Regions from separate parts of the Mus musculus genome. Here all the other regions are linked to region 3. The links are chromatin loops, found by intact Hi-C in ENCODE. Cell type or tissue: heart. All regions are shown on one strand.

Region 1 (8,000 bases), 190 kb after region 3:
AACACAAAGTCCAAATCCTAATGTTTCTGATGGAAGAACTTTCAAAACAAGGCAGCATTCATGCTGTGTGTGCTGTTCACTGCTCTTCGGATCCTTAGTAGAGAGAGCAAAATCGGGAGCAAGTGAGAGCAACTTTAAAGTTACAAACATAGTATGTCTCAAAGCAGTTGTTAAACAGATTAGTGCGATTAAAAAGAAACCCAGAGGGCTGGAGAGACGGCTCACTAAGAGCCCTGGCTGCTCTTCCAGAAGACCTGGGTTGAATTCCCAGCACCCACATGACACCACCATCTATAATTCCAGCTACAGGACTTCTGACAACCAGATACAGACACACATGCAGGCAAAACACCAGTGCACATAAAATAAAATAAATTATTCAAAAAGAAAGAAAAGAAAAGAAGAAAGGGAGGGAGGGAGGGAGGGAGGGAGGGAGGGAGGGAGGAAGGAAGGAAGGAAGGAAGGAAGGAAGGAAGGAAGGAAGGAACCTGGAGCAGGAAGGGTGTCCTGAGGGCAGCCATGAAGGGTTCCACCTTGTGGAATGCAAAGTGGGACTGAATGTCTTTAGCATTAGGAGATGGCCATGAGCCAGAGCCACAAGGGGTTGAAAAGTCCTATGACATAAAAATGATGTGTGGCTGTCAAAATGACTAGGGTTGAAGTTGCGAAGGTTAATACTAGCTGTCAACTTGCAAGAATTTGGAATAACCTAGGAGACAAGCCTCTAGGTAAGTCAGTCAGTGAGGAATTCTCTAGATTGAGTTAACTGAAGGAAATCTACCTGAAATATGGGGGCACCATTGCATCAAAGGAGGCCCAGACTGAATAAAAAGTAAGTTGAACACCAGAACTGATCTCTCTGCTTCTCCCGCAGACACATGTGATCAGCTGCCTCACACGCCTCCTGCCGTCCCCTCATCCTCTTACCTGCATGGCAGACTGTATTCCTCAAGTATAATCTGAAATAAGCTTTCTTCCCCAAAGTTGCCTAGTCATCACAAACAATAAGAAAACTAATACAAATTCCAACCAAAATCGTAAGTCTTGGGTCTCACTAGGTAGCTCTGGCTGGTCTTGAACTTGCTTCCCAAGTGCTTAAAGGCATGCACCATTACACCTATCTAGTTCTTAAGACTGTTATCAACCGGTCGTGATGGCGCACGCCTTTAATCCCAGCACTTGGGAGGCAGAGGCAGGCGGATTTCTGAGTTCGAGGCTAGCCTGGTCTACAAAGTGAGTTCCAGGACAGCCAGGGCTACACAGAGAAACCCTGTCTCAAAAAAAAAAAAAACAATAAATAAATAAATAAATAAAAATAAATATATAAATAATAATAATAATTAAAGACTGTTATCAGGGATTCGCACTACTGAAACTTTAAAAACTAAAGGTGCATTAAACAGAGCCAGTGAGATTGTTCAACCAGAAAAAAGCACTTGACCCACAAGCCTATTGACCTAAGTTGTAGAGGAAATGGGGTCCTTGTGCTCACAGATAAAGCACTAGGAAAGGTAGGAATGTTAAACTCGAAGGGTTATCTATTCAAGAGAAGAGATATATAACCTGTTCTGCCCAGAAGGCTAGGAATGGAAGTAGTAAATAGCTTGGTGATCTGTGTGACCTGTGGGGCCAGGCCACACCTGAATCCCACTGACTATTATGTTCATCCCAGACTCTTACTCCAGAGACCTCTAGTTTGAGCACTGTTTCCCAGTCAATAGACCCCATCTTCATGGAAGATGTCATATGGACTTTACAAAAGGGTTTCAATGTAGTCATGCCTTGAGCTTTAACATGCACATGGGATTTGGTTAACTGTTACCAGGAAACTTTTTCCAAAGCTGTACTGTACTTAAATGTGCCTAGAATAAACTGCCCAAGATCAGACTTTAGAGGTGTGAACGGACAGCAGCTACTGAGTGGAGCTGAAGCAGATGTCTTTCTTGCCTCACACGGACGTCACTCCCGTTACTGCTCTGCCTGCCATAGCATTTGCAGGGATGCTCACACCGAGTGTCCCACACACGAAAAGTAAAAGGGGAGAGGCAAGTCCACAGAGTTGTCCCCTGACTTCCACATGCATCTCATGGCACACGTGCCTTCTCATCATCCACACACAAATAATAATAAATATATTTTTAAAATTTGATGGCCAAGAAAATGGTTCAGCAGATAAAAGCACTTAGTACAAAATCTGACAACCCGAGTTCAATTCCTGGATCCCATGTAAAGGTGGAGGAATGAAGCAGTTCCATGACACTTTCCTCTAATACACACACATGTGCGCACACATACTAATGACACACATACATATATACATACACATGCACATGCACACTGACACACATATATGCATACACACATGCGCATACATACACACTGACACACATACATACATACACACACATACAAACATACACACACTTAAACATATTCTCTCATGCACGTGCATGCACACACACACTTGCACATACACTCACACAATAATATATACAAATTCAGAATAAAACAATTTTTTAAAGATTCACTGAAACAGTATTACTGTTCAGTAGCAAATCAATGGAATAAACGGAAAGGCACATTTGGAAAGTTAGGGTTTTGTAAAAGCAGCATTTTCTTTTCTGTCTGTCTGTCTGTCTGTCTGTCTCTCTCTCTCTCTCTCTCTGAGACAGGGTTTCTCTGTGTATCTCTGTGTATCCCTGGCTGTTCTGGAACTCACTCTGTAGATCAGGCTGGCCTCAAACTCAAGAGATCTGCCTGCCTCTGCCATAACTGAGCATCGTATCTAGGATCTGGAAGATTCTAGGCAACATACTTTATCACTGAACTACATCTCCAGCCCCTCTTTTCCCTTTTACATTTTATTACATTATTTTACTATGTGGAAAGAGATGCATATCACAACTTGTCAGAGTTGGTTCTCTCCTTCCACTATGTGGGTTCTAAGGATCCAACTCAGGACCCGAGGCTTCAAAGCAAGGGCCTTTACCAGCCAAGCCATCTCACCAGCCCTTTTTTAAAAAAGCTTTTTATGGCCCGGCATGGTGGCGCACGCCTTTAATCCCAGCACTCGGGAGGCAGAGGCAAGTGGATTTCTGAGTTTGAGGCCAGCCTGGTCTACAAAGTGAGTTCCAGGACAGCCAGGGCTACACAGAGAAACCCTGTCTTGGAAGAAAAAAAAAAAAAGAGAAGCTTTTTGAAAACTCCTACTCTGTGGGAAGCCACATGTGCCGTTGCAGAGTGGCACTGACTACTGCTGGCCACCACGCATAAGATTGGACAAACAACCAATGTGTACATATGCAGTAAAGTTTTTTGCAAAGACACTGCCTGGCCCAGGCATGATAATGAGGTTCTGTAAGGTACGGAGAGTATAACCAATCAGATGTGAGACATGCAAATGAGGTATGATAATGAGGTTCTGTAAGGTACTGAGAGAGAGTAGCCAATCAGATGAGGAACATGCAAATGAGGCTTAGTGCATAACCAATCCGGGTGTGAGACACGCCCCTCCTAGGCCTATAAAAGCAGCACCAGTTCTTCCTGGCCAGTCGAGCGCGTGCAAGACTACTCCTTTTAAGTAAACTTCAAATGAAGTAAACGACATATGTGCACATGTACAATAAAAACCCTGCAAGTGTATACGGAAATGCAATCAGGTAAGCAGGGAGTTGGAGAGGGACGGAAGCTTGATTAGGTATGCCTACCACAAAGTTAAAACCTTTCACAAACTAAACCTTACTGGCTTTAATAGCCAAACGATTTTTGCAATCTTTAAATAAAAGTTAATATTGCTAATATACAAAAGCACTGTAAGTTTTAAAAATGTTAATACCTCGAATATAAAGAAAACAACTTATAAGCAAGGAATTCATAAAGAACCAGTAAGTATATGGAAAGTATTCAGTTTTATACCTAGGTAACAAAATGCAAATTCATACAAGAGTCTGACAAAAGGCTGACTAGTAACAGAATGATTCATGCTGTCACGCAGCATTCTAATACTTACTGGGAAAATGCATTTTAATAAGAACACTTCTAGGAAGCCTCTGTTAAGGTTCAGAATCTTACAAATGGGCATTCCCTTTGATCTAGCAATCTATCACTGCTTGTAGAAATGAAAAATTGTAAATACCTTAAAAGCCCAGTAACTATGGGTTCTTTAAACAACTAGAATAGCCATACGACCACTTAAAATGTATCTAAGACCTGGAAAAACAGGTACCAAAAACCCCTTTGTGCATATTTGAAAACTCTACATTTACATAGCAGTATGACAATACCCTCATCCTTGTGGGTTTTGTGTCCCACTCTGGTGGGCAGAGCCACCTTAGGTAGCCCAGGCATGTCTCAAGCTGACCTTGACTATACCTTTGGTTCCCAACGTAGACGATTACTTCACTTAATTTCCCCCACTCCGTGGTTTTTGACACAATCTCGGTATGTAGCCCAAGGTGGAGTAGAATTCGCAGTAATCCTCCTGCCTCAACAACGCCCGTCATTTTTTTTTTCTTTTATTGCTTAACTATTTCGGATATAATTGTGTACTGTTGGAATGCTGTTCGCATAGCAAACTGAATTTTTTTAACGCATTATTTTTAAAACGAGGCGATGAGAGAGGCGTTGCCAGCACCATGCCGGGCTCCGGAAAGGTGAAGGGCTCAGCGCCTTAGAAACAAGCCCCCGCACCAGGGGATTAAGGGCCACGGGGGATGGGGGGGAGCCGTGACGGCTGAGGGAGGGACCTCTAGCCTTCTGAGGAAGTGCGATCCCTCTTCCCGCTGGAGTGCGCGCCGCCCGCGCCTTTATTGCGGAGGTGTGGAGAAGAGCGTGGGAACAGCACGCAGGACAGCCTCCCGCTCCAGCGTACAGGGCGGGCGCCGTCAGCGCCGGTACCAACGAGACAGGACCGCGCTGCGTGCCTAGAGCGGCCCTGCCGCTGTGCGCGTGTGCAGAGGCGGTCCAGCCCGGTGCGCTCAGCGCTAGTGGGCGAGGTGATCTGTACCCTGACTGAAGGTCTAGGGCAGTGCTGACGCGAGTTCGCAAGGCGCGTTCGTGCTCCTGGTTGGTAGGACCCAGGGGCAAGCGAGGCTTTCCTCAGAGCCCTAGGATGGGAGGTGGAGGGAGACGAGGCCAGGTTCTGCAGAAAGAAGGCTCAGGCTAGCCCTTGAGGAAGAGTGAGGAGCATCGGGACAAAACGGCCATCCTCCAGACCCAGACGCTGAGTATGGAGACACCTCGGCCAATCACTCTATTGGAAAACCAAATAGAACAAACCTGTTTGGGATGAAGGTTGATAACCAATTTGGAATGATGTGTGTTGAAACGAATGGATTTTGGTTTTGAGGCATTAGCAGGACATTTGAGTAGAAGAGCTGATAGGAGATTTGTTTTAGAAACTGGGTTTACTCTGTAACCCAGGTTGGCCTGGAGCTTAGTTTTCTCGGCTTCTCAGAGCAGAATTCCCGCCTTGTGCCGCCACGCCTGGCTGAAGTTTGGGAACATGGACTGTGAATGTAGAATGTAAGGTGTAGTCTGCAGCTCAGGAGAGTCAGCTAAGTGACAGTTGTCTATAGTCATGTTTACAGGCTCAGTGTTTAGTCCCTAGCAGAAAAAAATTGAAGTAAAGCAATGTAAATGCATTGTCTTGACTAAAAAACTCCATAGGGATTGAGTGGTAAGTTTGACATAAAACTATATATAATTTCACAGAGCAGACAAGAATCATGAAGTTTGGGGGGCGAAAAACTTTGGAAGGCCTGGAAGCCACATAGGACTACCAAGTCAGACATTTTCAAACCAACCAGTTAAATAATGGGCAAAGGAAAAAAATCAGAAGGATGCCCGTTTATTAATTATGGCATATATCCTTGCCTGGCTTAACATAAATTATGTAACTGATAGAAACATTATACTTAAATGATATTTACCCATTAGCAAGAACAGAATTTTAAGAGGTTTTACTTGTAAACATCAGGACCTTTAACTACATCTTGAGGGTTTTTTAAATGAAAATTCGCAAAATCAAGTTGGACTAACTAATGTGTATTTTAAGTATGAGACCTTAAATTTCTAATTATGAGGATTTTTTTGTGGGTGGGAAGATGATTCAGTGGTTAGGAGTATTTCTTGCTCTTACAGAGAGCCACTTTGATGCCCAGCATCCATGAAGGGCAGCTCACAACCGCTGTGAGACTAGTTCCAGGGCAGTTACAGGCATGTGCTCTCACACACACAGTTATTTTTTTCGATTATGAGTTTTTTCCTAAAATTGTTCGAAAATTAAACTAGTGTGTTTAGTTAGAAATGTTAGAAAGTGGTGTGTGAGGTTGCTGGTGGGAAGAGGGCATGGCAGTGAGCCTGACTACCTCAGTTCAGGCTCCAGGTTCCACATGGTGGAATGAGAGCAGCATCTCCTGAAATTTGTCCTCTGTCACCCACCCCTGCATACACACAGAAACATGAGAACACACTGGAAAAAGAGAAGCCATGAATTCCTCTGCCCAGAGTTAATGCCTGTTAATATCGTAGTGCTAACATGTGTTCTCCCTCATGGTAATGATTATGGAGTCAGTAAACAGTACATTTGATAGAGAAGCAGAAGCCAGCCTGTTTGGAGGTCAGGATTCTGAGGGGATTACTTGCTTATGAGTTGGATTACCATCAAATGACCATATGTTTGTTACTTTTTGCAAAAAACAAAACAAAGCCCTAAAATATATTTTTTCATTTCAATCAGGAAAACCAAAGATTTTGGGGGAAAATATATTATGAACATTTTTTTCACATTAAATAGTCTATAGTTATATCATTGATTTTTAAAATAGTTGTGTAACATTCGTGTTTATGCACATATATTTGTGTGTACATCAGAGGACAGCTTTCAGAAGTTGGTTCTGTCCTTCCACCATGTGTATTCTGGAGATTGGACTCTGGCCATTTTGTGAAGCTTGGTGGCAAACACTTGCTGAGCCATCTCACCAGCTCAAATTCTCAATTTAAAAAACAAACACACCTCAAAGGGGATTTTGGTTCAACGCAAGAACACTTAAATAGGTTTGTTTTCTGTGAACACTGTTTAAATTGAGGAAATACAAAAGCTATCAAGCCCGAAGACAACAGTGTTAATGCAGTCTTACTGGAAAAAAAAAAAAGACAGGATCTAAGTGGAGCGGAAGAGGGCTGTCAGAGTAAAGCATTGAGGTATGGTGGTATTGGCCTGTGTTCCCAAACTGTCCTGGGGGTTGAGGCAAAGGGATGACAAACTCAAGACCAGTTGGGCAACTTAGATCCTATATCAAAATAAAATCTCCATGTGCAAGGCCACATGTTGATTTCCCAGGACTTCAGAGGGAAGTGGGGGTAAAGCAACTGCAGAAAGGCTCACAGAGTGGAGCTACCACCTCAGTGGGAGGGGACTGAGAGAAGATCAGGGAGCTGATTAGAAGTCTGTACAGTCTGGCTAGAACTGGTTCAAGTCACCCCAGTTCTGTGAGAAAGAAGGTATGTATTTGGTGGGGAAGTTAAATGAGAGGGCCTGGGTTTTTAAACAAAACCTGATCAAAGGAAAGTCTATACTGACTGGTGAGTACTGACTTTCTCCTATTGACTGTTCTTAGCAGCACTCAGTAACCTCAGCTAGAGAAGAGCCTCTCTATAAAAGGGCCTCTGATTTCATACCTCAAGGTGACATTTTTACTATTCTAACAAAATGGCCTGGCTCCCGAATTCATCCATTCTTACTGTCTTCAAAGTAGTAAACTGCCTACATAATCAGTTTATGCAGGCCTCTACATAGGCCTCACCTCTCTCTGTAGGCCCTGCCTTCTAGAAACCAGAGGAAAGCCTCCTTGTCCCTCATAGAAGCAGCAGCAGCCTAAAGATCTCTAAATTGCTTCCAGAGTGACTCTGCCCTTTTCTGGAAGGAGGAGATGTTCTCTAGGCTGCAATAGTCGCTCTCATCTACACTTCACTGTCTGTGGCTTCATTTCCCACACTCA
Region 2 (8,000 bases), 51 kb before region 3:
CTACCCTACCTCTTCCAATCTCAAGTTCTCTTTTCCTTAATAAATTTGCATTTGAGCCCCTTAATAATAAATAAATTGCCACTACACACCTTTAAGAGCAGCACTCAAGAGACAGAGGCAGGTGTATCTCTATGAACTGAGCCAGTCTGGTCTACACAGTGAGTCCCTGGAGTCAGGGGCAGAGAGAGAAAGACCCTGTCTCAAAAAACAAACAGGAAAAAAAAAAAAAAAACGCAAATGGTTTGAGGAATTGATTTCTGAACTTTGAATCCTGGTTGAATAGTCATCTTTGCACAAGCAACGGGGAAGAAAAAGATAGCCAATACATAATTAGCAAATGAAATTACAAGAAGACATATAACACACTTCAATTTTAAAGCTGATTTTCTAGAACTCTAAGGGATCTGATGCTCCTTCTGACTCTGAGGGCACACGGGCATGCATCTGGTACACTTATACATATAAAATTAAATTTAAAAATCTAAAATTTAAAAAAAAAAATCCCTGATTTTCTTTGTTGTTTTTGTTGGGGGGGGGCATTCCTGGGGGCTGAAGTGCTGGCTTCACCCACACTAGGCAAACACTACCACTGAGCTGTATGCCAAGCACTCTTACTTTTTATTTTGAGACAAACTCATCTTGTAGCCCAGAAAGATCCTTGACCTTGTGGTAGCCCTGCCTCAGCTTCCTGAGTAGCTGGGATTACAAACAAGCCTGTACTAGCAGGCCAGGCTAATTCAACGAGTTTTAGTCCCAGTTCAACCACCATGTTCATCCTGAAGCTCCATCCATCTTGCACACTGGCAAACATTAATTACCACAGTGAAGTAGAATCTGTCCTGTCCTCAAGAACTCAGTATCATACTTGGGGTGGCGGGGGGGGGGGGGGGGGGACCGCAGTGAAAATACAGTTTTGAAACAACATCTCACTACATATGAAAGCATTTAAGACAACTACGGTGGTTTAAAAATATATATATCTCCTGAGATGATTGAAGGCTGATTTTCCAATGAGCCTTAAAGAAAACACTAAGCATATAAGTAAGTACCTTTGGGAAACACTGACTGACACAATTTCAAGACAATCATAACACCTTTTTATTACTAACTTACATGCATGTGTGTGAGAATGTGGGGACCCTGGAGTAAACCCACTCCCCTGAGAGATGTCACCAGCCCTTAAAAAGAGTATCTATCTATACCATGCAAAGGTCATCTCTTCTCAAGTAAATTTTCTTTAGATACTATGTTTACAACATTCCTAGTTAGGCTTAAAATGTTTTAAATCACACCCTAAGGGGGCTGGAGAGATGGCTCAGTGTAGTTAAGAGCACTTGCTGCTCTTCCAGAGGACCTGGGTTCAGTTCTCAGCACCTACATGGGGCAGCTCACATCTGGGGCAGCTCACATCTGCTGCAACTCCAGCTCCAGGGGACCTGATGCTTACTTGGGCAGCTGCACTCACAGGAATATATCTGTAAACAGACACACACATACCTACAGAATCTTTAAATCACTTCTCCCAAACTATTTTTCCTAAAGTATACTAAACAATTAAGTACTTTCAAGTTGGAGAACAGAGAGTCACAATCATCAATGTATTTCTAAGATACAAAATGTTTTACTGAAATAAGTACTAAGGAACTATGTTTACCATATCACTTCTACCAAGAATGAAATTTATGTCAAAATAGGAATAACCTTATAAAATACTAGGAAAATGTAGGATGACACAGATATGGGAAAATGTAGTTTGAATATATACAAAACACCTACTTTAATCTGTCAGGAACTAAATACATAGCTGAAAATAAATTATAAACCTTTTAGCCATTAAAGTGAAACTCAAGCACATAATAAAGTAAAAATTAAGCAACCAAAAGGGAATTACAATCTACAAATAGACTTTTTAAATGAATGAATTAAAAGGAATAAGTAGTTTCGAAATCTGTCAAAATATCACACTGAATATAAATTCCAATACCTCAAATGAATATTTGTCACAAATCAAGTTTGTGTAAATTATCTTTTCATCTAAACCACCTCTGGGCCCACAAGTGGCTGACGTGCAATATTCCCTGTTTCTTAAGCAGAAATGCAATCTTGCAAGGCCAAAAATAAAATATGTAATACAATAATAAAGAATAAGGAGTAAGGCCTCTCATTTTCAGAGACAGACCATGACTAACTCGGGGTGGTTGTCGTTGGTAGAGATCTCCTTATAATAGACTTTACTACTTAAACGACGAATGGTACTAAAGAAATACTATCACCTTTATTTTTAATTAAGGTAAGACGGTTCCAATCATCACTATTGCAGTTCAATTTCTGCTATTTAAGGGCTGGCAGATGGATTGAATACACCCACACACCCTCAAGGGATGGAAAAATCACCACCCTTCTCCCACGGACTTTAACGAAAATTAGCAGGTAAGCGAGGCCTCCCCAGCACGCTGGAAATCAAAGAGGGCGGCCCTGAGGCTCGGACTGCAGAGCAAAGCCTAGTCCTCCGACCCCACCTCCCCACACCTTCCTCGAAGGGGGAAAGGGGCGGAAGGGCTCATTAGTGCCTTCATTAATTGACACCTGTAATGAGGAAACTTTCCGAGACCGCCCAAGCCGGACCCGGCCGGGGCTGCGCCGCGGCCTCTCGGGCGCCCAGGTAACCCGGCGGCCTGGGCCCGAGGCGCCGCGACGGCCGCCGCCACCACGCACCTTCCCGGGCACACAGGCCCGTACGCCGGGCCGGCCCGGTCGCCGCAGCCCGCAGGCCGGGAAGGCAGGCAAGGCGGGAGAGCACAGCCCAGGGACCCCCAAACCGTGCACCCCGACGGGTCCCCTACCCGGCGACTTACTTTCATTTAACACCTCCACCAGGTCTGCGCAGTTCTCGCACATCGTTCGGCCGCCGCCCCCCCCTCCCCCGCTTAGGATCGCGCTGACTGATCCCGACCGGCGGGGGGGAGGGGACGGAGGCAGGGGAGGGGGCCGGCCTGCCGGCGGGGCGGGGAAGCGACGAGGGCGGGCGGCGGCGGCGAGGACGGGGCGGGGAGCCGCGGGTGGGGGAGGGGGCCGGCGGGCCCGGGAGCGGGAGCGGGCGGGGGCGAGGAGGGGGGCGAGGGGAGCGCAGGCCTCAGGGGCGCCTAGGCGCCGGCGGCGGGGGAAGGGGGAAGGACGGGGGAGGGGAGAGGGAGGGGTGGGTGGGGAGAGAAGCAGCAGAGTCACTTCACCACCGACCAGACGCCGCGGCCACCGCCGCCGCCGCCGCCATTTTAATGGAGCGCTCGGGCTGCGCTCGGCTCTTTCCGCCCAGGCGAAGGAGCCGAAGAGAGGCGCCTCGCGCACTCATTCCTCCGCCCTCCTCGCTGCCCCCGCCCTCCGCCTCTCTCCGCACACACGCCGCACGCCCTGCCGGAGCCGCTGGCCGCCCTCCCTTTCCTCTTCCGTCCGGCCTCCCCGCCCTCGGTCCACCCCCTGTGCGCGCTCGCCCTCCCCGCCCAGCCGGATCTCTGTCAGCGGCCGGAAGGGGAGCGCGCCGCCCGCCGCCGCGGGGGGAGGCGGGTGAGTGGAAGATGGCGGAGGCTGCGGGCGGGTCGCGGGTACGCGGCCTCTCCCGCCCCTACGGGCTCCGCGCTCCGGGAGACTCGGCCGGAGCCGCGACGGATGGCCCGCCCCGTCCCCTGCCGCGGCGCGGCGCCTCCTGATCTCCCGCACCCCCGAGGGGAAGCGGTGAAGTTTGCCTGTCCTTCGGGTACTTTGAGGGTGGAGACGGCCGCGGGTCAGCAGATGCTGGCAACGCCGCGGCTCGCTCCCCACCTGGCTTCGGGAGAATGGAACAGCCCAGGGCGCGTCTTAACCTGAATCCCTGTTTATCTCAGCCGTGCGGTTCTGTGAGGCTCATGGATCCTCAGCAGTGAAACACCTTGACAGGACTAGAAATGGCGCGGTTGAGAAACCGTGACACCTCGTTTTTACGCACGAGGTCTTACAACGTGTGTGTCTACCCATTCATTCTTCATCGGAAACGCTCTATTAGGCTTTTTCATCAGAGAGAGACAGCGAGAGCTAGTACCGTGAGGAACGAAGCCTGGCGTGATGGTTTACGACAGTACTTCCTAAATGCAGGCAGGAGGGTTGCTCCGAGTTCGAAGGCAGCCTGAGCGACTTTTATAACCCCATTTGCCCAGTGCCAAAAGAAATGGAGCCAGGAGTGGAAAACAAGTGAAAGGGACACCCAACTTAAGTTTGGTATTGCATTAAGAACTAGAAGCTCGGGCTGGTGAGATGGCTCAGTGGGTAAGAGCACCCGACTGCTCTTTCGAAGGTCCGAAGTTCAAATCCCAGCAACCACATGGTGGCTCACAACCACCCGTAATGAGATCTGATGCCCTCTTCTGGTGCGTCTGAAGACAGCTACAGTGTACTTACATATATAATAAATAAATAAATCTTAAAAAAAAAAAAAAAAAAAAAAAAGAACTAGAAGCTCAGAAAGATGGCTCAGCAATAAGAGCACTTGAAACTCTTGCGGAGGATCCAGATTCAATTCCCAGCACCCACATGGTGCTCATAACCATCTATATCCTGTTCCAGGGCATTCGAATCCCTCTTCAGACTTCTGCGGTCACCGTCCACACTCCTAGCACACACACACACATACATACATACATACATACATACATACATACATTAAGGCAAAAAAAAAAAGAGTAATTTTTTAAACAATTTTTACAGGACAACTTAGTGTTAGTTTTTACCTTCACTAATTTCTGTTTCTAAGATACTTCCACAGGGATATGACAACAAAGTCTGAAAGGTCATGTGCATGACCCCAAACCAAAACTTGAGCACATGTTAATGAGGGCCCCGGTATTAATCTTCTACGATGTCTTGTCAAGGTGTGTCACACTTTTTCTGTGCACTAGAACTGCTTCTAACTTCATGCTGTTTTTGCACGGCGCTATAAAGTTTCACTCCAACCTATTCCTGTTATTTCCTATGAGCTTTGTGAGTTGTGTAGCTGTTTTCCCTTCATCCTTCTCCCATCCTCTCCCCACTTAGAGTCTTCCTATCAATGATTATTGACTCAGCAGACATCACCTTCAGGCTAACCTTTGTCAGCCCTCTTAACAATCTTTTTTTTTTTCTCCCAGTACATCCCAGGTTTTTTGAAATGCCATCAATGAACCTTGATTTGAAAAAGACCCACTATCTAAGAAATATTTTTAAGTTGTTTTAAACTAAGTCTTGGTAACCTGGTATTTCTAGGGTTGTTCTATGCCTGAAACATAATTTAAATATGGAAATTAATTGAAAATATAAAGGCTTTTTTTTAGTATTGGTGTAGTACTTTTTTGAGATGCACTTTTGCTTTGTTAGCCCATGCTGACATAGAATTCAAATTCCTCATGCTTCTGCCTTCTAGGGACTGGAATTACAAGCAGGTGTCACTATATACAGCTATACTTTACCCACAAACCCCTGAACATTGAAGTTACAAATAGGATAAAAGCTAACCTTAAAATTGATATACAGGGTAATAAAATCTGGGCCACTAACTAGGCAGAGGTGGTACACACTTTAATCCTAGCACTCAGGAGCCAGAGGTAGACAGATTTCTAAGCTCAAGGACAGCCTGGTCTAGAGAATGAGTTCCAGAACAACCCGGCTACATGAGGAAATCCTATCTTGGAAATAAATAAATAAGTAAATCTGTGTCTCTTCTGCTTTGTTTGACCAAGTGTCTAACCTTAGACTGCTTATGTGAAAAAAATAAAACTTTCTGACCAGTCTGGTAGCACATGCTTATGTGACACAAATAAATGCATACACGCTATAGTAGTAAAAGTCTATACTTGCAGTATTTGGGAAGCAGAAGCAGGATTGTCACACATCTGACCCTCCTGGTTTACATGCTGAGTTCCAGGCCATTGAAACTGCTTTAAACAACCGTGTCTCAAAAAGAAATAAGCTGGGATATAGTTCAGAATTAGGTAGCTTGCTTGACATGTATATTATCTCAGTTCAATTCCCAAAAATACACATACATAGACACACAAATGATCTGAGAATCTGGAAAATTATTGGTAGAAAGAATGGTTATTCCATTATCTACATCAGGGCTCAATAACTTTGATTAGTAAATACAAATAGTGAACATTTAGATTATAGAGTGTAGGGGCCCTAGTGATTAAAACCTGTAAATGAAGGGGCTGCAAATAATGACACTGTCTCAGAGGAGAGGACTGGGGAGAGGGCTCGTGGAGCAAAATGCTTGCTGCACAAGCATGGTGAGCTCTCTTTGGAACCCCAGTACCCTTGGAAATGTTAAGTGTGACAGTAGATGCCTGTAACTCTAACCTGGGGAGATGAGGAAAGGGAACAAGGCAGGAAAATCCCTCAAGTTCAGTGGTTGATGAGACAACTGTCTAAAATGGCTTTACATTCAGTAAGAGACCCTGTCTCCAAAAGGAAAAAAAGAAAACAATGAATGATCTGGACACTGGGATCAAGTAGTTCAAAGTACATAGTGCTCTCACAGAGGACCTGGTCAGTTTCCAGCACATTAATGGACAGTGAACTTGAAAGGTGTACAATTTTAACATGTTACAAAAGACTGCTATTGTATATTTTCTCTCATTTCTGAATGTTAGCTTTGAATATTCAGACATATCTGTTCCATTGGAAATATCCATACAATTCAGGGGTTTAGTAAGAAGCGATGGGAAAGAGACTTTAAAAGAGGGAGATAAACTGGCATGGTGGCGCACGCCTTTAATCCCAGCACTTGGAAAGCAGAGGCAGGTGGATTTCTGAGTTCGAGGCCAGCCTTGTCTACAGGACTGTGAGTTCCAGGACAGCCAGGGCTACACAGAGAAACCCTGTCTTGAAAAAAAGAAAGAAAGAAAGAAAGAAAGAGAGAGAGAGAGAGAGAGAGAGAGAAAGACAGAGAGAAAAGAAAGAAAAGGCAAAGGCCACATGGAAACCTACTACTATAGAAGCTTCCTAAATTAAATACATGTATGAAATGAGGTTTTAAGTTTGGAGAATGGCTGAGCTCTTTTTTTTTATTTTTTTAGATTTATTTATTTATTATATGTAAGTGTAGCTGTCTTCAGACACTCCAGAAGATGGAGTCAGATCTCATTACAGATGGTTGTGAGCCACCATGTGGTTGCTGGGATTTGAACTCCGGACCTTCAGAATGCCACCATCAGAAAAGCAGTCGGGTGCTCTTACCTACTGAGCCATCTCACCAGCCCCATGGCTGAGCTCTTAAGAGCTGCTCTTCCAAAAGACCCAAGTTCAATTCCCAGCACCCACTACTGGCATCTCACAACCACCTGTAACTCAAGCTCTAAAGTAATATAACACCTCTGATCTCTGGGAGCACTTGCACACACACACATAATTTTCCTATAATGGGGGAAGGGATACCCCACCAGACACCACATGCTAGCAAATGAAAACTGTGGAGTCACAGAAGTCCCTAAAAGCACCATAGGCTATTGCCAGTACTCTTAGCCACGCTCCAGAACTTATTTCTATTTGTGAAGATACCACATACTGGAGTCATGGAAAAGTCCACATTGGCGATATATACCTTTAATTCCAGCACCTGAGGCAGGGACAGAGGCAGGTGGATCTCTGTAAGTTCAAGACCAGCCTGGTCTACAGAGATAATTCTAGGACTGGCAACCCAACACAGAAACCCTGTCTCAAGAATCAACAATAAAAGAAAAAGAACATGGAAAACATCAAGCTAGAACTCACTTGGGAGCTGCATCTCTACTCTCATGGTCCTGGAAAGTGTTGTGAACATTGAAAGAAGAAAAGGGTCAGCTGGACAGTGGTGGCACACACCTTTAACCCAGCACTCTGGAGGCAGAGGCAGGTGGATTTCTGAGTTTGAGGCCAGCCTGGTATACAGAGTGAGTTCCAGGACAGCCAGGGTTATACAGAGAAACCCTGGCTCAAAAAAACAAAAACAAAAAAAGGTC
Region 3 (8,000 bases):
AGATTTGAGTTCCAGGCCAGCCAGGGCTATACAGAGAAACCCTGTCTCGGAAAAAGAAGAAAGAAAAGAAAAGAAAAGAAAAGAAAAAGAAAAAGAAAAAGAAAAAGAAAAAGAAAAAGAAAAAGAAAAGAAACAAACAAACTGGGCTGGAGAGATAGCTCAGTGGCTGTGCTTCCAAAGGACCCTGGTTCAATTCCCAGCACCCACATTGATCTGTAACTCTGGTTTCTGGTTTTCTGACACCTCCACAAAGACATACATGCAGGCAAAACACCAACAAAACATAAACTAAAAGTAAAAATAAATTATATATTAAAAATTAAAGAAAGCACCTGGGAGGTGAAAGGACAATTAACACCAAGGCCAGTGTTAAGAGATAAGACATATGCAATCCCAGAAGAGATGGAAGCACAGACTGGAATACACAGTGAGACTCTGTCTGTCTTAAGAAGGGAAAAACAGAACACTAATATACAAGAAAAATAAATCCCACTAACAAATAACTATTCTTTCCAATAACTTCAAGTGTCATAACTTTTACAGATTAAAACAGATTTTTCGAGTTTATGGTTAAAAATTGCAACCAACTTGTCTCAGACACTATCTCAATTTATAGTTCTTTAAAAAAAAAAGTAATGATTAAATGTTTAGTCAAATGACCCTACACTTAAGTCCTAAGTTTCATTTTCAAGTTGGTCTTCTCTAAGAATTCAGATACTAGACTCATGTGGGGGAAGGGGTGCAATCTAAGAATACTTAAATACAGTTGTTGGCCTTTCTCGGAACTAGCGGTTATCTTCCAACTTCAACTATAGGTAATCCAGAAATGGCGGCTCTGTGGTCAATGCCAAGCACATTTAGCAGCCCCAACCAAACAGCTTCCAAATAGTCATTCCACCGTCAGCCGTGACACCCACATTCAAGATACAGAATCATGCAGTAAGTAGTGCAGCTATGGAGGGATTGTTCACTTTCTGATTGGTTCACCTGTCTCGTTGGTGTCCCCCAATCCCAAATTCCACTCACTGGATTGTGAACTGTAGGAACCCATCAAACAATGCTGTGACTCTACAAGTGATTGTCCATATACCTTCAATGGCACTGCAAGCAGCAAAACACTACCCACCAGTAGCCATCTAAAAAGGTAAGTTCACAATGAGTCAAAAAACAAGATGCTACAAAAGACTGCTACTCCGTGTGTGGGCAATCGCCTGCTTCATTCAGTAAGAAACACACGCCTCACTAGGAAGGGACCGCCCTCCCCTGGCTTCCCACCCGAACGACTCTCAGCACTTCTAACTATAGCTCACAGGAGCACGCACTCACCCCGCCCATACTCGGAGGAGGCATTTAGACCCGGCGCCTAAGTTCACCGCCCTATTCTCTATGCAGCATGTCCTCTGAGTGATCCGAGGTCCCGCCTCGGCGAGTATTCAGTGCATCCTCTACCACCACTTCCTCTCCTACACCGCAAACTCAAGAAACCAGAAGGAGGAGCAGGGAGGGCATCATTCACTGTCCACGGCCAGCAGTACACGGTTTCACCAAGACATATATGCCCCGGGCGAAAACAACCTACAACACGGAACCCCAACTGCAGGCCCCCGAAAAAAAGAAATTAACTCCTCTTTCCTACTTCTTGTTATACACACACTCACAAAACCAACAACAACAAAAATCACCCACAAGGCTTTCGAGTTTCTTCACATAAGAAGGGACTCGGTAGCCCCTCCCTCCCCCATCCCAAGCTCTCCACCGAGGGGGCCACGTGATGCAGGCGGACGTTTCAATGCTGCTGCACTAAATATTTCTGGAAACTTCCACTCCTAATAATTTACAGAGACGTTCCCGAAATCACCCCCGACTCTCCCCAGCCCTTTGGACTGGGGAAGCCCTTCCACCCACGCGCAGGGGCTCAGCCTCACTACCACGCTCCTCGCCTTCCTCCACCGCCACCCGCACACGAAGATGACCCAGCAAGCGCTCCCCTCCCGCGGCCGCCTCCCCACCTCCATCACCGAGCGACAGAAGCGCTTCCATTCAATCTCAGGCTCCGCCGAGGGCCCCGCGCCCGCCGCCCGCCTCGCCTCATGCCCGCCGCGCCGCCGCCGCCCGACCCTCGGCCCCGAGCACACGACCGACTTACCCAGAAATTCAACCAACTGCTTCTTCCTTCCTTGTCCGGGCTTGGGGCGAGGGAAGGTGGGGAGGAGGGAGAGGGGAGGAAATCAAGGTGGGTTTCACAGTTTTCCCACCTTAAACAAAAAAGAAATTAAAAAGCAGAGAAGGGCAAAAAAAAAAAAAAAAGCTCAGTATTTACTATTCTAGGGACAACTCCACCCAACACACACTCACGCACACACACGCGCGCACGCACACACACGCGCCCCACCAAAAAGGGGAATTAATCCGAGAAATAAATGCTCCCGCCCGGCTGGGGAGGGAAGGAAGGGGGAGGGGAGCGGGCCAGTCCGTGAGACAGAGCCCAGGACCCTCCAGCCACAGGCGGCGGCGGGAGCAGCAGCGCGAGTCCGTACGGCCGGGGCCGCTCTGCCGCCAGTTGCAGTCCGGCTCCCCCTACCACACAGGGCTCCCTCGCTCACGCCGCTCCGGCGCCGGGCCCCCCCACCCGAGCTAGCCTAAACTTTCCCCCCTTCGCGTGCTCCTCAGCGACTGGTGCCTCCCCCCTCCCCCTCGGGATGGTTGCACGACTGCTGCAGCAAAGGCTGGAACAGGCACGGCCGCCGGGGCTGTAGCTACTGTTGCTCTTGCTGATGCTGAAGCTCCCGCTGCTCCTGCCGCGGCCGCTGCAGCCGCTTCTCCCCCTCCTCCTAGTGCCTCAAACTCGGAACCGGTTGAAACCGGTTCAGACTGGGAGATTCCATCTCGGTTGAGTTTTCAGCCCATGGCGCCGCGGAGCGTTTGGAACCTGGGCCTCCGCCCCCAGGCCGCGCGCCCATTGGTCGGCCCCGGCCACAGCCGCGCCATCAGCCTACCTCTTATTGGTCGGAGCGCCCGTCAATCCCACCTCAAGGCTCCACACGAGCCTGCCGCTTAGGCCCCCGCCTCTTTCCAGCAGTGATTTGCCCGCAGAGTGGGGGAGGGGAGGCGGGGCGGGACGCAAAGGAGTGAGGGGGGGGTGGAGGAAGAGAAGGTGGGACGTCGAACAGAGCCCAGCAAAGAGGAGAGCGGAGAAGCCTCACAGAGGATTGGCTTGAGTGAGCTGTCAGTCAAGTGCAGCCCGCCTTCTACATCCCTTTCCCCTCGAGTGGCTCCCCCTCTCGGTCCCTCGCTTGTAAGCCCGGCCTTTCCGGCTCGCCCATTGGCTGGGCGCCTTTGGTGACGGAGAGGGTGGGGTTCGCCCGTGAGCAGAAGGCAGCGCGGGTTTGAGCGCCGCGCGCGTTGCTCGTCTTTCTGCTTTCCCCCCCTCCCCGTTCCCTGGCGGCCCGCCCCCTCGAGCTCCCGCCAACCTCAGGGGCCTCGTCCTGGGGCCCCAGCATCCGCCCTTAGGATGGGGTCTGTGCTCGGAAAAGGGAGGGCACACCCTGTTTCTACATGGAAATAGACGGCCGCGAAGGACCGAAAAGAACACATAGGTGCCGGATGGTAGGCCCTGGGCCTTGGATCCGTTGTAGAGGCCTGGGTTTGGGCACCGCATGGGAACGTGAATAGCACGGGCCGAGGTTGGCATAAACGGGCGTGCAGTTTGGGCGCCTGGAAACGGTTGTCTAGTTAGTTATTGGACGAGCCTCCTTAAAAATTTAACTCTCTACCGGGCAGAGGTGGCGCATGCCCTTAATCCCAGCACTTGGAAGGCAGAGACAGGGATTTCTGAGTTCGAGGCCAGCCTGGTCTACAGAGTGAGCTCGAGGACAGCCAGGGCTACACAGAGAAACCCTGTCTCGAAAAAAAACAACAACAAAAAATTAACTCTCCCCAGACTGCTTCAACAAGAAGTTATTTCTAAAAATTAGTCCTAACACATTGAAAATCCTGTTGCTAACTTAACAATGCGTATAGACAGATTTTGTGCCAACTTCTTTTAACTTGGTGCGTGCCCTTATTATGCCACGCCCCTAGGTTAACCCATGGCTCCCAAGTGCCAGGTCAGTTTTGCTGATTAGGGTTGCTTAAAACAACCAGCAGTTGGGTGGTGGTGACAGAGGCAGAGGCAGGCAGATCTCTTGAATTCAAACAAGCCTGGACTACAGAGCAAGCTCCAGGACAGCCAGAACTACAAAGAGAACCCTATCTGGGGGAAAAACAGCCAGCAGTCCACCAAAATCGACTGGTCTGTTGTGCCACAACATTTATTAAGTCAACACAGTTGACCTGGCATATTGCACAGGCCTGAACTCCCAGCACTTGGGAAGAAGTGACAGGAAGAATAGGAATGCAAGGCCATCCTCAGCTACAGAATAAATTCAGTGTCAGCTGGAGGCAGAAGATGCTATCCCTATACACAAAAACAAATATTCGGAACACAGATCTGACACTGCTTATACATTTTCATTACCTTCAACAGTTAAAAACAATCCTACCCCCAAGGATAGAGATATGGAAATGTAAATAAACTAAGTCGAATACCTGAATTCAATGGGTATGGAAGACCTTATGTGCAATGTTCTATTTAATTCTTTATAATCTCGTGAGGAATTTATTTTGTTTGTTTGTTTGGGTCAGGGGCTGCTTGGCACAGCTCCAGTGAGGAAATGAGAGCACCTTGTTGAGTTAATCCATCGGTTCCTTTTTCTTTTTTTGAGACAGTGACTTGGTGTATAGCCCTTGTTGGCTTAGAACTGGCAGAGACCATCCTGCCTCCGCCTCCCTAGTGCCACTGTATCCTGTGACTAAATAAATTGCAGGCTGACCTTAAATTCAAATTTTCCTCTGTTTGTCTCTAGTGCTGACTGGAATTACAGGTATATGGATGCCTTTCTGAAAAATAGCCTTTGTGGCTTGGCACAGTGGGACACACCCTTAGTAGAAAGACTGGGGAGGCAGAGGCAGGCAGATCTCTGTGAGTCAAAGGCCAGCCTGGTCTACATAGAGAGTTCCAAGCCAAACAGACCCTGTCTTAAAAACAAACAAACAAATCGTATTTTTCCAAGTGTGGTGGTTCATGCCTTTAGCTATGGCTTGCTGTGGTGGTTTGAATAGGTATGGCTCCAACATATTCATAGAATGCTTGTCCCATAGGAACAATTAGAAGGAATGGCCTTGTTGAAATGGGTATGCCCTTGTTGGAGGAACTGTGTCACTGTGGAAGCAGGCTTTGAGGTCTCCTAAGCTCAAGCTATGCCCAGTGTGGCACACAGTCTTTCTGATGCTTGCAGATCTCTCAGCTCCTCCCGAACCATGTATGCCAGCAAGCACTCTGCCATGCTTCTTGTCATGCTGATACTGGACTAAACTTTTGAAACTATAAGCCATCCCCAATTAAATGCTTGCTTTTATAAGAGTTGCCATGGTCGTGGTGTCTCTTCACAGCAATAAAATCCAAACTAAGACACTTGCCCAGAGCTTTCTGTTGTTTTTGAGACAAGGTCTCTCTATGTAGATCTGTATGTCATAGAACTGGCTGTGTAGACCAGGCTGGCCTTGTACTTACAGAGATGTGCCTGCCTTTGCCTCCTGAATGCTGGGATTTAAGGTACATGCAACCATAACTCTTGCTGGCCTAGAATTTGCTGCACATACCTAGCTGGTCCACTGTCTTCCCTCTCTCTTGAGAGCTGATCGCAGGTGGAAGCAACCACTCTTCATCTCTTCAGTATTTCTAGATACAGGATAGTCCTACCCCAGTGAGACAGTATTTGAACAACCCTGAGACTCTGTCTCAAAACAAATCAAAGAACGTTTCCTTTAAAATAAATCAAAAGAACATTTCCAGCCAGGCACTGGTGGTGTGCATCTGTGATCCCAACTGTGAATGAAAACTCCTGAAAAGAAACTTTATGTGCAAAGACTGATAAAAAATTCCAGTACTGGCCAGGTGTGGTGGTGCATGCCTTTAATCCCAGCACTCGGGAGGCAGAGGCAGGTGGATTTCTGAGTTCGAGGCCTGCCTGGTCTACAGAGAGAGTTCCAGGACAGCTAGGGCTACACAGAGAAAACCTCTGCCTCCACCACGCCCGGCTAGAAGAGCCTGTCTTAAAAAAAAAAAGAATGAAAGAACAAGAGAAAAAAAGAGAGGGGGAGGGAGGGAGGGAGGAAGGAAGGAAGAAAAAGAAAGAAAAGAAGAGGCAGTCCCTCCAAGTCACAAGTCACCATGAAGTTTGCCTGGGTCTCACAGTTTTTTGGCCTGAGCCAAAAAAAGCACAACTCTTTTTAACTTTCTTTCCTTTTTCTGTTTCTCCTCTCTTTTAGTTGCTGGCCAGAACTAAGCATGCTTTTTCTGCTACCCTGAGCTCCTGACTTGTTTTCTTTCTTTTCTTGTTTTTGTTTTTGTTTTGTTCTTTTTTTCAAGACAGGGTTTCTCTGTGTAGCCTTGGCTACATGGTTGCTTGTCCTCTGATGCCAGCTTAATTAGCATGGCTTCTCACCTCCTTCATTCTCTTCCTGAGATGGGAGGAGGGAGGCAGCTGGAGAGATTTATAGGTGTATTAGTCAGGGTTCTCTAGAGTCACAGAACTTATGGGTCATCTCTATAGAGTAAGAGAATTTGTTGATGACTTACAGTTTGTAGTCCAACTCCCCAACAAAGATCAGCAGCAGCTGTGAATGGAAGTCCAAGGATCTAACAGTTGCTCAGTCCCACAAGGCAAGCAGGCAAAGACCCAAGTATCTTCCTTCTTCCAATGTTCTTATGTAGGTCTCCAGGAGAAAGTGTGGCCCAGATTAAAGGTGTGTGCCACCATACCTGGAGACTTGCTTTGTCTCAGATGACCTTGAACTCAGAAATCTCCTTGCCTTAATCTCCTGGGATGCATAGCTACTTTGCCAAAAGATCTCCATGCCAAGATCCAGGTCAGAACTTGTATCCCCCAGCCTTAAGATCAGGATCCCAGTTGCCAAAACCTGATGCTATTGTAGATGCAGGGAAGTGTTTGCTGAAGGGAGCCTGATATGGCTGTCTCCTGAGAGACTCTGCCAGAGCCTGACAAATAAAGAGGCAGATGCTCGCAACCAGCCCTTGGACTGAGTCCCCTATGGAGGAGTTGGAGAAGGGTCTGAAGGAGCTGAGGTGGCTTGCAGCCCCATGGGGGGAGCAACAGTGTCAACTGGCCAGAACCCCCCAGAGCTCCTGGGGACTGGACCACCAACCAAAGAGTATATATGGAGGGACCCATGGCTCCAGCTGCTTATGTGGCAGAGGATGGCCTTGTTGGACACTAGTGGGAGGAGCAGCTCTTGGGTCTGATGGGGTTCGATGCCCCAGTATAGGGGAATGCCAGGGCAGGAGTGGATGGGTGGGTTGGGGAGCACCTTCATAGAGACAGGGAGAGGGGGGGATGGCATAGGGGGTTTCTGGAGGGGAGTCCTGGAAAGGGCATAACACTTGAGATGTAAATAAAATATCCAATAAAATATAATATATATATATATATATATATATATATATATATCAAGATCACAGGTGATCCTTCCATTTCTGGATTGTAATTCATTCCAGATATAGTCAAGCTGACAACCAGGAATAGTCACTACAACAGGTTCCCAACTGTAGGAGCTTTTTCTTCTAATAAAATCGTCTTTGAGCTGAAAAACAGAAAAGAAAGGTCAGCAGAGCTACAAATACAAATAAATAAATATATTAATTATTGATTAATTTTAAAAAGGACTGAGGCTGTGCTGAGCAGGAGAGCACCCACCTAGCATGCACAATGCCCTAGGTTCAATCGCTAGTACCAAACACCAAACAAAAAAAAAAGTATACAATATTGTCTGCCAATGTCAGAATCAGAGCACATTACAGATAGGTTAGAATGGAAATAGCAATAAAGTGTAATAGTTCCAGGTCTGTAGAGGGAGACCCTGCCTGAAAACAAATGGAAGGA
Region 4 (8,000 bases), 100 kb after region 3:
AATCCTTAACAAACATTTCTAGCAACAGCAGGTCAAGTATCCAAATATATGAGCCTCTGAGGCCACTTTCATTCAAACGACCACACCAGACTAAATATAACTTTTGTATTTGTCAAAAGTTTTTTGTTTTGTTTTGTTTTTTCGAGACAAGGCAGCCCTGGCTGTCCTGGAACTCACTCTGTAGACCAGGCCGGCCTCAAACTCAGAAATCCTCCTGCCTCTGCCTCCCAAGTGCTGGGGTTAAAGGCGTATGCCACTGGCTATCAAAAGTATTTTTGAGCTGAACTTGAAATGCACTTGCACTTAGTCTTCAAGGGCAAAGCTAACCTCAGTGGTGACTAAAACCCAGTGAGTCTTTTAATGGCTCATCACTGATAAGACTTGGATGGTTTAGTCTTGGACATAAGAAATGTCCCTAAAAGTAGGGAGAATACATGCAATCATCAAAGGTAGTCCAAGAATGCAAAGCCCATGGTTTCAATAGGTCAGAGAAAGTGGGACAGTGAAGATAAACTCCCCGAGAAAGGACAGGCTCAGCTGTGTTGGCTGCTGGCCAGCTGAAAAGCTCAAAGAAGGTGTTCTTACAGCCACAGCGCCATCTTTAAAGACCCCAAACAAGGTGAAATGAAAACTTTATTCTTGCTGGACAGTGGTGCGCTCTCCTTTAATCCCAGCATTTGGACGGCAGAGGCAGGAAGATTTCTGAGTTTGAAGTTAGCCTGGTCTACAGAGTGAGTTCCAGGACAGCCAGGGCTACACAGAAAAAACCCTGTCTCAAAAAACCAAGAAAGAAAAAGAAAACTTTATTCTTATTTCCTTTTTCTGAGGAGCCACACAAACGGCAGAAACAAAAGATAGGAACCATTTCCTGAGCCGTGTCCTCATACCCTGACAAAGCTCCCGAGAGCCACATGGCCAAGGAAGTTCTAACACAGATCTCTCCTGACAATCCAGAATTAGAAAGCAATAGATAAGAAAACCTTGTATAAAATACAAGTGACCAGAAGCAACTTAGGTAAGGAAAGGGTTTCTTTGGCTGATGGGCAACAGAGATTCATCGCTGAGGGAAATCAAGGTAGGAGTTCAAAGAGGAGACTGAAGCAGAAACCAGAAAAATGCTGCTTACTGGCTGGCTTTCAGGCTCTTCATCAGCTATTCTTCTTATATGACCCAGGCCACTGGCCCAGCAATGACAATGTCATGGCCTCCTACATTAATTAACAACAAAGAAAATGCCCCCAGACTTGTCCACAGGCCAGTCTCATGGAGGCAGTTCCTCTACTGAGGTTCCCTCTTCCCAGCGGGTCAGGTTGGCAGCTGAAACTCATCATGACGCCTCACCTTCTTAATGGGGAGGGAAGCACACAGAGATCTGGGAATGCTAATAGTTGTGAGAATTCCTACCATGTTAGACTTTTTGGTTTTGTTATGAGTGGAGTCTCACTCTGTAGATGCAGGACTCTCACTGCAGTCTTTGCTGTGGCCAAACTTGTAGTAATCCTCCTGCCTCAAGCTTCCAAATATTGGGATTACAGGTATGAGCCGCCATGTCCTGTCCCATCTCTTCTGGGTTTTGTGCGGTTTCCCAGGAGCCCATCTGAAAATGTGGAGTAAATAAGGTATTGTGGATGGCTGTTCTCCCAGCATAGCAGCATTGCTGTCTTAGAGAAGCTGAGATTAGCCCCGAGATCCCACATCAGATCTGTTCCCACACAGGAGGGGTGCGGTCATCAGATGTTTACCTGAGAGTCCAGTCATCTCCTCTCTGTCTCTTTCACAGATGTCTGTGGATCTGCCCTAGCAGCATGTGACTTAGGAAGCTGATAGAGTACAAGAGAGTGGAAAGTTAGCTGAGGGGGACCCCATCCAGGCAGCTGTGGGGATGTTGCAGTCCATGCCAGGGTGTGGTTTCAGTGATGTAACTGAAGGCTGGAGACACTCCCACTACAGTGAGGTAAACAAATGGGCTCAGTAAGCTAGAATTGAATGGAATCATCCCTTTGGTCTGCTGGTGCTGCCCTGTCTGAGGTGAGCCGATGATTCTCCACCACTCTCAGGAAAAGTTCAGGGAACAAGGGGTGTCTCAGCCCTTCGGGATCCCATCTTTGTTGCCAGAGACTTCAAGGTGGAAAATTCCATTTCTGCCCTTTCTAGTGTCCTTGCTGGGTCTAAGATTAAATGGAGATGACACAGATTAACAGGAGAAAAGTATAATACAAATTTTATGTGACATGGAAGCCCAAAACAAACAAACAGCAACCCCTCAAAAGCCCTGAAGACTGAAAGAAACACTTATTGTAGGTCACATAATTACTGAATGGACCAAAGACAAATGAGCTGTAAAATTGTGGTTAGGTGCTGGGGCTGGGTAGGTGGAAGGCCAGGGCAGCTTACCAAGGCTTGTGTGTGTTCAGAACTCTCTCCTTCAGGGTGGGGGTGCTGTTGTTCTCTAGGGTGGGGAGGGAATCTTTCACACAGGATTGTCATCATCTGCTTTTAACAAACAACACTGAAGGTCAAGTGATTTTTAAAATTGGTATTTAACTTTTAATAGATTACTACTACTACTACTACTACTACTACTACAACTATTGGCTGCCACAGCACTACTTTTGTGAAGGTCAGAGGATAACATTTGGAAGTTGGTTGTCTCCCTGGTCACAGATCTCCAGCCTTTACTTACTGAGCCATCATCTCTCTCTTTCTTAAATTTTGGGGGTTAAAAAAGTTTACATATATATATATATATATATATATATATATATATATAATCTATTTATTTTGAGACACAGTCTCTTTGTAGCCCTGCTGTCCTGTTTTCCATATAGCATAGATCCACCTGCATATGGCTCCAGAGTACTGGGATTAAGGGTGTGTACCACCCAGCAACATATATATTTTGAAATTTTATTTAAGGTTATGCATATGTGGGGGAGGGCTGAATGTATATGTGTGTAAAGATATAGTTTTTTTTTAAATTATGTTCTCATACACATATTAATATATGTATGGAAAGAGAGAAGAAGGAGACAGTGTATGGAGAGAGTGTATGTGTGTAAAACTTGGGCTGGAGAGATGGCTCAGCAGTTAGAGCACTGGCTAGTGGGGTGGTTCCTGGAAGCACTATTTCCCTTTGGCCTCTGTGGGCACTGCACGCATATGGTGCACAAACATACATACTCAGTGCTCCCTCATACACACATAAAGTGAAAAATAAAGGAAGGAATTGCAAAGTGATGGCTTGCTGTGCAGACACCTGCCACTAAGCCAGAGTACCCGAGTTTGGTCTCTGGACCCAACATGGTGGAAGGAGAGAACTGACTCCTGCAAGCTACCTGTGACCCATCCACATGCACCCTCCATCACACAAGTACATCAAAGACATAATAGTAAATGTAAATAGTAAAAATTTGTTGGGGGGGATTAGCTTCAGCAACGACGTCATTTGGCTCACAGTGATAAAGACTGAAAAAAACAACAGGAAGTATCAAGAAAAGCACCAATCTGAAGGAAGCCTAATGTGGAGAAACTCCGTTGTGAAAAATGCTAAATATAAGGCCTGGAGACGTGTCTCTGTGCGCAGAGCTCTCGATGCTGCACAGGACCCCCTCGGAGTCACTCAGATGCTTTTACGCTTGTGTTTGATACCTCTGAAGATGTTATTGCCTGAACAATGAGGTTGGTGGTACCTGTCCTTAATCCCAGCACTCAGCAGGCAGAGGCTGCCAGATCTCTGAGTTTGAGGCTAGCCTGGTCTATTGAGAGAATGCCAGGGCAGCCACAGTGAGATCCTGTCTTTAAAAGAGGACTGATGATGATGATAATCTGGGATGGAAAAGGGGCACATCACCCTTTGGTTATATGAGGAAAGAGGACACACAGGTGACTTCCCCAAAGCGTTCTGTAATTGAGACTCTTGGAAACCTTGTCTTCACAGTGGTGAGTCCCCAGTTTGGAGACCACTGGGATAGAGAAAGAAAAGGGCTTATCTGTGTAAAGAAAATATTGCCACCTAGTGGTGACTCAAGTCATGAACACAAGGACCTAATGGTTCCCTTGACCTTTGAAAGGACATCTGTGGGAAAGACATTTGTTGGTTCAGCTCCTTTTTTTTTTTTTTCCAGAGAATAAGTTTTTCTTTAAATTTAGATTTATCTATTTGTTTTATATGAGTACTCTGTCACTGTCCTCAAGGGCATCGGATTCCATGACAGATGGTTGTAAGCCACCATGTGGTTGCTGGGAATTGAACTTGGGACCTCTGGAAGAGCAGCCAGTGCTCTTAACCTTTGAGCTATCTCTCCAGCCCAAGAAATTATTATTATTATTATTATTATTATTATTATTTTGGTTTTTCGAGACAGGGCTCCCTATGTAAACCAGGCTGGCCTTGAACTCAGAAATCGGCCTGTCTCTGCCTCCGAAGTGCTGGGATTAAAGGTGTGCACCACCACTGCCCAGCGGTTCAGCTCCTTGTATCAAAATACCCATCGTTGAAATGATATGTAACCCATTGTACCATCTACATCACGTTACTTAATATTCTGAAAAAGTCCCCTAGGTGATGAAGTTACTTCCACGCACAAGACCACGGAGGATTAGAGAAGGTTAATTAGTCCACAATTATATTTTTATTTATTTACTCAAAATCCAATTATCCAGCATTATTACACAAGTAGCATTATCTTAGGCTTCAGGAAGGGGCTTGGGGGATGGGTAAATTCAAAACACCTGTCCTTAAATTAATCATAATCTACAGTGCTGAATTACAAAGGTGGAATTGGGCTTTTTTGGTTTTTGTTTTTTATCAAAATCACTAAGACATGCCCACATTCTTCCCATACACCGTGGGACAGTAAACACAAGTGTAAGGATGTCTGGGTGACCTGAGCTTGCGGTGTGGAGGAGGTTGGCTCACTGGATGACAGTGTCAGCTGAAGGAAGGGCTTGCCCTCCGGTCCTCTCTGAACCTCCTGCTTATAACCTGCTGTGGCTTGGGAAGCAGATAATGAACTTTGTTAAAAGGTTGAAACTTTGATAAATATCATGAAAGTGAATAGCCCCAACCCCAGCAGCTCCCTGTGGAGTTGGGCACTGGTACTAGCACCACCCAAGACTCACATCTGTGTTGTTCTGTGCTGAGCTGTGGTTGCTGAGTTAGTCGGTGTGTTCTGTGTGGGCAGCACAATAGACCATTGAGCTGTAGTGAGAAGTCGATCTAGAAATGTTCTTTCTTATCTCAGCAGGCCCGCTTCCCGCCTTGTGTTTAGGATCTCCCTCCTCGGGCAGAAATGAAGGGGGTATTGTGTGTTTGATTTTTGCTTTTCCTGATCCTTGAACCTTCCTTTCAGTACATCTAAATGACACTATGGGCATGGGTGGCACTTGGAAGGAAGAGGCAGGTGGATCTCATTGAGTTGAGGTCAGCTTGGCCTATATAGGCCAGCCATGGATACTCTGGAAGACCCTGCCTCAAAACCAAACCAAAAACAAACCAAAACAACCCCCCTGTATATTTACTGTGTCTCTCTCCCTGCTGGAATGTGCGCTTCACGTGGACAGATGTTTACTTATCGGTTGGTTGAATCGGACCTGCCATGAGCTGAGAGCTCAGTCAATATTTGTGAATGAGCCGAGAGAAAACCGTCTCCCCGCCTCAGATGGCCACTCTCTATAAGCACAGCCATTCTGGCTCAGTTTTCCTAAACAGAGGCCAACTGCTTCACTTGACAGCTCAGCGCATAAAGCAGGGTTGCTACTGCCTTGGTTCAAGAAATGGATATCAAGACACCTGCCCAGGGCCTCCCCTTCTCTGGGACTTGAAATGAGATATTATTAATGAGGTGCACAAGGCTGGAACTTCTAATTGATGAGGCTAAGCCAAACATGCCCATAAGGGCCAAAGATGGAGACAATCCAGAAGAGAAACTACAGCAGCATCGTGAAGCCCCCATGGATGTTGGTCTTGTAATGGAGCCTGGCACTGAAAACTCACAGCTAGCCTTACAGAAGATGCTGTGAACCAGCTTAGAACAAAACAAAACACAAAACCCAGGATCTCTATACATAGCTTTGACCATCCTGGAACTCACTATATAGACCAGAAATCCAGAGACCTGACTGCCTTTGCCTCCCAAGTGCTGGGATTAAAGGTGTGCACCACCACACCAACATATCTTTATTTTTAAAAGAGATACAGAAAAATCTTTACAAATGAGCTAACATAATGTCTGGAATTTACTCCAGGTTGATCCCAGCGGAGATTGAAATGAGGCTGACCATGGTAAAGATTGTTTGGTGTGCGCATAGAAGAAACTCATTGTACGGGTGCTTATTTTCCTGTGCTAAAAGTTTTCAGTAATAGGTCAGAATGAAAACATTAATAGAAAATGGAGAAAAAAAAACAGTAGTTCTCCTGGTCTTCAATATATCAGACCCAAAGCTAATACCCAAACTTCAGGAGGTGTGTTTACAAGACCATGAATCAGACATTCAGTGTCTGAATCCCGACAGCTGGAAGCTTGGGAGAGGAGTCACCCTCACAGACCTCGGGGACTTACAGTATGTGAAGAGCCAGGCTTTATCCTACTCTTTCCAGGAGACCCAGACTTAGAAATGGGCTAAAACCAACGGGCTTCATCTATCGTTGAAAGCTCCTGTGCAACCTGATTTCCGAAGAATTTTGGAATCAGAGTGTTTGGCTCCAGTTCCAGCAGTGCCAAAACAATGACCAGCAGAATTCCTGAGAGCGATTAGACTTGTATTGAATGGAGGTAAAGAATGCAGTTATCCAGGATAGAGCAGATGCTGTGCAGTGGAGCTCTGCAGGGATGGAAGAGGGAGCTGTGCATCCAGGTTTGATGTGGTAGGCAGCAACCACATAAGGCTACTGACTTGAAACATGTCACCGTGATTAAGGACTGGAATGCCCATAGTCGCAGTGTTCAGAGGTGGAGGCAGACGGTCCTGAGTCCATCACCATGCACATAGCAAACAGAAGGCGAAGGAGCTGCGTGAGCCTCTGTTTCCAACCGGCAAAAGCAGCTGTGTTTCATGTTTCATTTCATTTTAGTTATTTTTAAATTTTTGTTGTTGCTGCTTGATTTGTTTTAAGATAGAGTCCTCTGTAGTCCTAGCTGACCTGGAACTCATCATGTGCACCAGGCTGGCCTCAAACTCATAGAGCTCCTCCTGCATCTGCCTGAGTAGTAGGACTAAAGACATCTGGCCCAGGAGTGTTTTTGAAACTGTTTGTTTTGTTTGTTTGTTTTTTTGTTTGTTTTAAAGATTTATTTATACTACTTTATGTGCATGTTTTTGGTTTTTTTTTTATTTTTTTTGGTCTGCATTTCTGTATGTATACTATATGCTTGTCTGATACCTATATAGGTCAGATCTGGAACTGGAGTTATGGATGGATGTGAGCTGACAGGTGGGTTCTGGGAAAGGAACCCAGGTCCTCTGAAAGAACAAGTGTTCTTAACCACTGAGCCATCTCTCCATTCTTTTAGCTGCTTCTTGAAAGGTTTGTTCTATTTTTGATTCTGTGTAGATGTATGTATCTCTGTGTGGTTATGTGCACATTGAATGCAGGTGCCCTTAAAGGCCAGAAAGGGGCATCAAATTCCCTGGGGCTGAATTACAGACCCAAAGTGAGTGCTGGGAACTGAACTAATGTCTTCTATAAATGGACCACAGGGCCCCCAATGGAGGAACTAGAGAAAGCACCCAAGGAACTAAAGGGAACTGCAACCCTATAGGTGGAACAACATTATGAACTAAGCAGTACCCCGGAGCTCTTGTCTCTAGCTGCATATGTATCAAAAGATGGCCTAGTCAGCCATCACTGCAAAGAGAGGCCCATTGGACTTGCAAACTTTATATGCCCCAGTACAGGGGAACCCCAGGGCCAAAAAGGGGGAGTGGGTGGGTAGGGGAGTGGGGGTGGGTGGGTATGGGGGACTTTTGGTATAGCATTGGAAATTTAAATGAGCTAAATA

Evidence for each region. A loop is a pair of places that touch in the nucleus more often than their neighbours do. Peaks named below come from ENCODE experiments on the same cell type or tissue, not always from the same donor. Only the 100,000 strongest peaks of a DNase experiment are listed, where the experiment ranks them.
Region 1: a loop joins it to region 3, with 2.6 times the contacts of the local background. A loop is called at or near these places in 11 of 42 quality-filtered maps.
Region 2: a loop joins it to region 3, with 3 times the contacts of the local background. A loop is called at or near these places in 8 of 42 quality-filtered maps.
Region 4: it touches region 3 in a loop (3-fold over the local background); 15 of 42 quality-filtered maps call a loop at or near these places.

Annotation. Positions count from the first base shown.
Region 1 is chr11:23,064,778-23,072,777 of GRCm38, reverse strand. Gm12059 (a long non-coding RNA gene) reads right to left here and starts at 7,714. Exons shown (of 2, transcript XR_872307.2): 1 at 4,361-7,714. In heart, a CTCF peak has its summit at 4,947; a DNase peak (open chromatin) is centred at 4,907; H3K4me3 peaks cover 1,566 bases; H3K27ac peaks cover 1,386 bases.
Region 2 is chr11:23,301,872-23,309,871 of GRCm38, reverse strand. It overlaps Usp34 (ubiquitin specific peptidase 34), which reads right to left and starts at 2,977. Exons shown (of 80, transcript NM_001190401.2): 1 at 2,856-2,977. The coding sequence starts at 2,898. In heart, a CTCF peak has its summit at 4,416 (motif pointing left); DNase peaks (open chromatin) are centred at 2,901 and 3,461; H3K4me3 peaks cover 3,215 bases; H3K27ac peaks cover 2,205 bases.
Region 3 is chr11:23,250,864-23,258,863 of GRCm38, reverse strand. It overlaps Xpo1 (exportin 1), which reads right to left and starts at 2,823. Exons shown (of 26, transcript NM_001035226.1): 1 at 2,704-2,823; 2 at 2,147-2,220. In heart, a CTCF peak has its summit at 3,290; DNase peaks (open chromatin) are centred at 1,373, 1,823 and 3,163; H3K4me3 peaks cover 4,349 bases; H3K27ac peaks cover 3,636 bases.
Region 4 is chr11:23,145,980-23,153,979 of GRCm38, reverse strand. 1700061J23Rik (RIKEN cDNA 1700061J23 gene) reads right to left here and starts at 1,840. Exons shown (of 3, transcript NR_131065.1): 1 at 1,743-1,840. In heart, a CTCF peak has its summit at 4,026 (motif pointing left); no DNase peak of the experiment used is centred here.